Regions from separate parts of the Mus musculus genome. Here region 2 is linked to region 1. Evidence: chromatin contacts called from ENCODE Hi-C data. All regions are on one chromosome and are shown on one strand. Each heading gives the region's core, a stretch centred on a gene start or an enhancer-like site at or near the end of the contact. The rest is flanking DNA. Distances are from core to core; before and after follow the strand shown. Region 1 overlaps Rad51b (RAD51 paralog B). Region 2 has its middle 6.2 kb from the start of Gm3596.

Region 1 (4,177 bases), core at 869-3,368:
AAACTATAAATTAAAATGAAACCTTAGCAAAACAGTTGATCCATGTTTGCCCAGGGCCAAGGAGGGGGACGACCGACTACAGAGTTGCTCAGGGAAACGTGCTAGGTTATAGGATCTCTGTTAGGTATACATATTCTCCGAAATTCATTAAGCTATGCACTTTATTAGATGTAAATTGAATTTTAGGAAATGACATTAATCTGATCTTCAAGTTTTCCTTTCATAAATAAGAGAAATCACTCATCTCACTCTGTGTCTACTGCCTTGGCATAGGAGACCCATTCTTTCTTTGAATTTCCCACTGGCCACCATGCTCTCTCTGTCATAACCCTTCGTGTTAAATGTGACCACATTAAATTACATTCCTAGACTTGCATAGATTTTTTTTTCATACAATACTAAATGCTTTTGTCTTATTCAAGTTGCCTAAATTGAGGTATATCTCTAATATTTTTGGTTGCCATGGCGTTCCTCTTGTTAGGGGGACTATGGGGAACCAAATCAGCTGGATTGTTCATCCTTAGAATTCACAATCAAAAGAGTAAAACCAGCTGGGCGTGGTGGCATAAGCCTTTAATCCCAGCACTTGGGGGGCAGAGGCAAGTGGATTTCTGAGTTCGAAGCCAGCCTGGTCTACAGAGTGAGTTCCAGGACAGCCAGAGCTACACAGAGAAACCCTGCCTCAAAAAAACAAAAACAAACCAAAACAAACAAACAAACAAAAAAACCAAACCAAACCAACCAAACAAACAAAAAAGAGTAAAACTTTCCTCCAAAAAAGCAACATATTTTCTGAAAGCACAATATTCTCCTCCTTCGAAATGTATTTCCACCCATTGTATTTAAATAAAAGGCACTGAGAAGGGGTTCTGTGTCTCTGTAGTGACTTCCACAATTCACAGTACTACACAAAAAATGATGTCCTGACCCTTCTGATAAAATAACCTTTACAGCTCTTCAAAGCACTTTCTGAAATGTTCTCATATTTATTTCTGCCCTGAAGGAACAACATTATGGGGATGATATTGTATCAACCCTGTGGTACAGAGATCCCAGGTCAACAGAATATCTAACTTTTCAGAAGTTATTCAGCTCGCATGTGGGAGAATCCATTTTGTCATATACTCTGCCCTTTATTCATTTATAATACATTCTTATATTTGTTTCACTTAGACCCAAAATCAGTCTCCTTGCTAAAGAAATGTTGGATTTCAGAATATGAGAACATGAGTCCCTGAAACATGGTACCTTGTCATTGTGAGTATTTCAAGCTCTAGAAACTAACACATAAATGTATTCTCCTTCTTATTTATTTATTTAGGTTTTTCAAGACAGGGTTTCTCTGTGTAGCCCTGGCTGTCCTGGAACTCACTCTGTCGACCAGGCTGGCCTCGAACTCAGAAATCCCCCTGGCTCTGCCTCCCAAGTGCTGGGAATAAAGGTGTGTGCCACCACTGCCCAGCTCATAAATATATTCATATACATCCCCAAACGGAAAGAACACTTCTGGCCTTATTCTGCCTGTCTCCTCTGACATAAGCTATTTTAAAAGTTCTCTGACCCACCTCTTCAAGAAGCAGGTCATAAGGTTTCCTTTCTAGTGAACTTCTGTCCATATCTTGGAGGCTAAACAGAAATAGACCAAATCAGCTTTGGTAGGTACCCCCAGTTAGTACCACCCTCTGTCTTCTCATCAGATTCTGCCTAATGTCCCCAGAGCAGTTTCCATGGGTGTCTGAAGGCTTCCCTGTCACAAAAGCCTTCTGATAAATGTATTTGTTCTGCTTTTCTCTTGTAAATCCCCTTCTTTGACAGGGGTGTCAGCCATGAACCTTGTAACCAGTAAGGGAAGAATCTTATCTTTTCTCCTTGTTGCTTTCTGATGTCTGAACAAGGGACCCAAACCCCATTAGCAACAGTACAAACACGGATTGCTTTGCCAGCTAAGAACTTCCTCATGAGTAGGGAAATACGTGATGGGAGTGTCTATCTATAAACATGTACTTAATCCAACTGGGTGTCCTTCAGCTCCTAGTCATGTGTTTCCTACACTACTGCATTTCTTCCCCCTCCCCGTTTTTTTTGCTGAGCATGGTGATATTCACCTCTCTAAATGTGAGCCATGTACTTCCTCCTGTATGAGTTCTTCCCTAGTTTTCTGGAGTCAATTGTTCTCTTCCTCTGCTTGGCTTGTACAAGCAGAATAACAATTACTATCTTACTCAGTACAGTTATTTTCACATGCATCTGCTCTGCTGACCTGGCAGCATTTTTAAAACAGGAACCATGTGTCACTCATTGCCCTTGGCATAGAACAGTGGAACAAGACATCAAGAAAATGATGGCGAGGACTCGCTCTGGTACCTGTGATGTAGTTACCTGTGATGTATTTATCTGTAAATGAGTGGTAAACTCACTTCCCCAAACATACAATAACTGCCATTTGTAACCCTACCTCAGCACCCAGCTTGAGAATTCTGTTTTGGCCACTGACAACAGTTATCGTAGATTCATACACGCATATTTACTCCAGACATCTGTGACCATAACTCTTCATGGTTGGGTGGACTGGACACAGGAAAGGAAGCTGAAATCCAAGATTATCCTAGGCATACCAAGATGTCTGGTCACTTGCCCATACTATACCTAATTTGCTTGCCTGAAGTTATTATTTTATTTTACATCAAACATTATGATGAGTTATATATGCTACTTAGAGGTACAATCCCAACAGCTGAAGGTTTTCTGGGTCGATAGACCATGTTTTTCTATTCTCCTCTCCTCCAGACCCATCCCTTAACTTTGGAATATTATATCCAGGCAGGCAAATGAGAGATGGCAAAGGAGGTTGACTGCACACACCAGTAACACTCATTTACTCCTGTGCTTCCACTGACTTTCCGTAGATCCTGAACACTTCTGACAAATCATTTGGTACCTTCTACCTCTTCTAACATCTCTGAAATAATCCCTAGTTCAACATCCTTAACCTCATGAATGTCTCTAGACTCAAAGTCCTGCTGCTTAGCTTGTATACACTTTCTTCACCTTTAGCACATAGGAATACCCTAGGATGCCTCCTACACCTCTGGCATTCCCAGACATCAATGGAGCCTCGGGCATCCAAAGTATTTTGTCCTAGCTTGACTGAGAGCTACAAATCCCTGCCCATCCAAACACTACCTATCCAGCAAACTTCCTCTTCAGTCCCACTGTGCTAAACTGCCACCAAGCCTGCCAGTCTCTGAGAGTGCCAGGAATAGAACTCTATCCCTGTCTATCAGTCATTCCAGCACAAGATCCTTTGAACGGCTAGGAATTAGCAATTTAAACTTCTTTTTGGGTAGTCCCAATTAGCCACACTGTTGGTCAATATGGCACCCCCTACCCCTGATTACTATCAGAGGGGAGCCAGTCAAAACTGGCTACTCATTTAGGAGACATAGTCCTGAATGGGAGCCTCTTTCAAATGAAGAATTCTTAGGGCTCTATCCATTGCTTTCACTGAGTCTTTGTGAGGGCCCAGGGATGAAGGGTGTGTTTATTTGCTGAGCCATCTCAAGGGTCTGACTGGGTAGGATGATCACACACTTGTGTTTTGAGGTCCTTAGCTGTTAGTAAAAGAGAGCTGTGAGCCGTTGAAAGGTAAGCATGGGATAGGTGAGATTTATCTGCAGATTCATTCGCTCCACTGCTGACTTTCTCTGCATGCTGCTCTTTGCTGCCCCCCCCCCCCGCCACCCCCCAACCCATACAGCATAGACACTGTTTGTGACTCTTGCATTCTGGTTTCTGATGATCAAGGCTGACACTGGGTGCTTATTTAAACCAGATGTTTTCCACAAGAAAATGTCAAATAAGTAGGGGGTGGGGAGGGCTAGACCCATCACTAAAGCACGTAGGCCTTACAATGTCCCTCCTCCTAGAGACTGCTGATTTGACTCAGGTTTCTGAACTGAAAAACAAAACTGACATGCTTGGTTTTTTGTTGTTTTTTTTTTTTTCTTACAGTAAAGTGTAACTCTGTGTGTTCAAACAAGGATTGGTGTCAGGAAGCAGAGAGGCACCGTGAAATATGCTCATCTTTACTGTACGATTAGCTAATATAACTTTATAAATCTAAACACATAAATTTAGGAATAAATATTCATGAAGAATTTGCATTCTCATTAAATTA
Region 2 (4,177 bases), core at 573-3,072, 210 kb before region 1:
GTACAGAGGCTCTCACAGAGCCTGAGGGGACAAGATCCTTACAACTAACCAATATATGGCCTGCTCACAGATGGTCTCATTACCCCAAACCAGCCTAGACAATACAGCTAGAACGTTTCCCAGCAGATAGATAGGCAACCATCTAGTCTGAGGAACTGAGTTAGCAGTATCTACATAGGACCCCTTCCCTTCCTGAGAGTTCTTGCCTTTCAGGTTCCCAGGGAGGAGCACAGAGCACATGCAAGGAAGCCCTTGAATAGGCACTGCTTCAATTCAAGCCTTGGATGCTTAGGAGGGGCCTCGGCATCCCACAAATCCCCCAGTGCACAAAGCTTTGAGGCCAAGTGTTCAGTCTGTTTGTTCTTTGAAACAGGCCCTGGAAGCCAGGAGTTATTTGTTTCCGAAAGGTAGGCGCGCATCAGGTGGGTGGTCGCTGCACTTTCTGTGCTTTGATTCCTGCCTTTCTTTTCAGGACCACTGAGGGGTTTATTTTCCTTCTCGCAGCAGTGCTCCGGGGCTCTGCTGTACACTGTATCTGTGTTGGGTTTTCCCACAGGCCCCTGCAAAAGCAGTCCACTTGCTTTCAGAAGGCCCTGGGCGGCCCCGTGAGGGGGGAGCTGGTTGCAGCTGTATGCCCCTCCTTTCTGCAGCAGGCTTTGATCAGGGTTTTTTTTTGGGGGGGGGGGGAGTGATGGGGGTGTGGGCTGGTGCAGCCTGACCTCCCATCTCCAACATCTCCCAGGTAGAAAGTTCTGTTCAGCCTGTCTGTGGCTTCAAAGGCCCTGCCCCTCCGGGCTGGGACAAGTCTGATAATGGTTCCCATTTTTTGTTGCTGTGTGATCTTCCAGCAGCCCTATCTTTCAGTCGACAGGATCCTGCTTGTTTGGTTGGGCTGCTCCAGCCAAATTGAAATCACCTTTCTGGTTGAGGAAGCACATTGATGTCTGTCTTCTCCCATTGAGACCCCTTTGATGGCTCAGACATGGCCTTCTAGCTCAGACAAAGGTGACCCGGGCCATGGCAGCCAGACACCTGTCCAGTCAGAGCCCGAGCCTTGAACAGGGTGGACATCTGCTTGAGTCTGCAATTCAAGAAGAACACTCCATTTGGCACTTGTGTCCTCGGGAGCACACAGCTTAAGGAAAGCCAAGGCTTTCTGCTCTACTTCCTCGAAGAAATCCAGCCATGGTGGCTGAGGCGGCATCCTGTTCTCCATGCTTGAACTTGAACCTGGGACACAGCCCAGATCCCTAAAGTTGACTACAGTTCCCAGGAACTTGAGCTGCTCTGAGTTGAGAAGCAGGCAGCCAGCCAGTGTTAGGCAGGATGTCCCTTCCTAACAGTTGTGGCCTTACAGGTTCAGTTCTCAGCCCTGGGGCATGAACAACAAGTAATGGGGCCCCTCCAAAATCTATTTCTAGCTCCTACCCCAAACAGTTTCATCTGTCAGTCCCCAGGGTTGAGTCAAAGGACAAGGGCTGAGCCACCAGTGTGCTGCTGTTGGTCTGGAGAGGGGTTGCGGCTTCCCTGGAAGGCTGGCTGACTGCTCCTCTGGGGCAGGTGGGGTTAGGCTGCACATTGCCCTTTGGTTTCCTCACATTTAAAATGAGGGTGGCCAAGGGCAATAGGAGAGCATCCTCCTTCCTCAGTCTGATAGCACAGGGCTCTTCCTTTTGACTGTACTCAAAACAACCAGGGCAGAACAATGAACACAGGAGGAGGCCCAAGGGAATTTATCATGTGGCTGTCCCGTGGCAGTTCCCTCTCTGCCTTTATCTCCTACAGAGGTCTGTGTGGGAGGAAATTCTGGCAGGCTGCATTTGTCTCCCTGGAGTGGAGAGAAGCTGCAATGTTGGCCTCGCCCCAGCCTCAGCCATAGCAAGGAGACCTGAGCCGTCTCCCAAGACTCTGAAGATGTGCCCACCAGAGTGCAAACCTGCAAAGAAGAGACTCCAAAGAGTGTCAGTGTGCCCAGACCAGCCCAGGTCCTCCTCTCTGCTCCTGTCACTGCGTGACAGCTTTGTAGACACTTGTCCTCTGTTGTTGGAAAAGCAGGGGGCAGACACAGCAGTGAACACAAAAATTTCTCACACCAGGGAGGTCACTTGCCTAGAGAATTCATCCTTTTCCCCAGATGCCTGGGAAAAGAGAAAGGACCTCCGAGCCTTGCGGCGATGAGGAAGTTAGCCAGTTCCAGTTGCTCCCTGTGAAAGTAGATGTTTTGCAGCATCTGATCAGGCCATCTCATCTCAGCACTGATTCATTTATTTGTATAGTGGGGGGTATACGCATGCAAGTAGGTACACATGTGTGTACAGGTGTATGTGCAGACTTCATGAATATGTAGAGGGCACAGGAGGAAGTCAGTTCTCCTACTATGGTGCTCTCTGCCTTATTACTGTGAGTCAGTCTCTTGTTGACCCTGGAGTTTGCAGCGTTTTGGCCAGACTAATGGCTAGCAAGCCAATGATCTTCCTGTCTCTGACCATCCCTAGTCCTGGAGTGAGAGGTATATGTGGCTTTTAACATGGCTGTTGGTGATCTAAACTCAGGTCCTCATGCTTGCAGAGCAAGTGCTATTACCCACTGAGCTATCACCTCAGCCTCCCATCTCGGCATTCTTAATTTCATTCAGTCCATATGCAAAATCCTCCCTGCCAAGGGGAAACTCTAGTGCCTTTGCTGCCAAGATTCAGAAACTAAGGAAAACAGTTCCTATCCGGCAGCTAGTCACTGTGGGATGTTGGCCCACCATTCTTTGGGGCTTGAGCCTTTTATAATGCTACAAATTGAACACGGGAAGACCTGGGTTGAAGGTCACCAAGTGATCTTGACTAGGCGACCTGACATCTCATGGCCTCAGTTTACACATCGGCAATACTAGAAACCTCAGAGGACTCTTCTCACTCAGAACTGCATGAGATAACGTCTGTGATGTACCTAGCACACGCTAAGGATTCTATAATGTGACCATTATCATTACCATCCTTTCAAACGCTATGCAGGTCTGACTGGTCGTCCTCCTCCCTGCTGAATAGCAACCTCAGAGAACAGTAAGCCCTACTCTGATGTAAGAAACAAACTCCGGGTGGGAATGGGGGGCATATAGGTGGAGGCAGACCCCACAGCACAAAGGTTAGGAATGTCTACCTGGGACACCAGTAGAAAACTCAGGGACAGATCTGAACATAACCTGATTTTTTTTTTCCTCTCTGGCCATGTCACCTCTCAGGTCAGACACAGTGGGCTGGTTTCTTAGGACTTCAGTGACACATTGGCACAAACAACATCATTTCTCACTCAGTAGACAAATATTCTTTCACACTTTTGGAAAGAAGTCTAAAATTGAGATGTCTGTAGGGTTGTGTTTCCTCCGGAGGTATGAGAGACTCTTTTCTTGTCTCACATAGTCCCAGAGGTTCCAAGTGTCCCCAGACTTGTCCCCAAACTAAGCACTACATAACTTTGTCTGCCTCTGGGGCTGAGCTTCCTCCTCTTCTTTGTGTGTCTCTTAAAAGGACACTTGCACTTCATCAGAGACATGTGGCCTCAAGATTGCAAGAATCCTAACTTGATTACAATTACAAAGACCCTTTATCCAAATAAGGTCACATTTACAAGTTATAGGGTCAAGATAAAACACATCTTTTGGGAGGATCAATCTTCAAATGAGCACATCGCCAGCCTTGCAAAATGTCCAGGTTGATTAAGACTAAAACATCCACAGAAAGTGTTCTTCACCCCACGACAACATCCCTGGACCTCCACTTGGTTCTATCATTCTCATGGCAAAAGCTGGCTTTTAGTTCACTGTCAATTAACAAGAGCAGGAATCCTTGCACCAGAGAGTGGGTCTCCAGCTGGCCCTGCATCCTGGAGCTTCTGAATCTCAGCCAGAAACTGTTGTGGAAAATAATAAAAAAGGAACCCACCAACTCTCCCCAGGGCCGGACCAAACTCCCGTTCTCCTGCCACTGATGTCAGCTTCTCCATCTAACCCCAGCAGCATCTGGCTCGCTTGTCCCTGGAACTGCTGGCTCCCTCTCCACCATCGGCTCTATCCTACATTCTAGTAACCAAATGGAACCGCCAACCCCGTGGTTGCATATCACAGCACCCAGTAACCTGGTAAAATCAAGACTCTTAAAGCTTAATTAACCAATCAGATTTATGTATC

What was found. A loop is a pair of places that touch in the nucleus more often than their neighbours do.
Region 2: a loop to region 1 is called in a map of CH12.LX, with 2.3 times the contacts of the local background. The contact joins two enhancer-like sites. A Hi-C loop is called at or near these places in 2 of 37 maps with a recorded cell type or tissue (CH12.LX and mature B cell).

Annotation. Positions count from the first base shown.
Region 1 is chr12:79,628,317-79,632,493 of GRCm38, reverse strand. All of the region lies in intron 7 of Rad51b (RAD51 paralog B), which reads right to left. Among named protein-coding and RNA genes, the nearest start is that of Gm36048, 170 kb to the left of the region's middle. Within about 2 kb of position 2,118, at least 1 of the 3 ENCODE cell types and tissues checked has a DNase peak (open chromatin) inside an H3K27ac peak, as active enhancers do.
Region 2 is chr12:79,835,941-79,840,117 of GRCm38, reverse strand. It overlaps a transcript of Rad51b not described here. Among named protein-coding and RNA genes, the nearest start is that of Gm3596, 6.2 kb to the right of the region's middle. Within about 2 kb of position 1,822, at least 1 of the 3 ENCODE cell types and tissues checked has a DNase peak (open chromatin) inside an H3K27ac peak, as active enhancers do.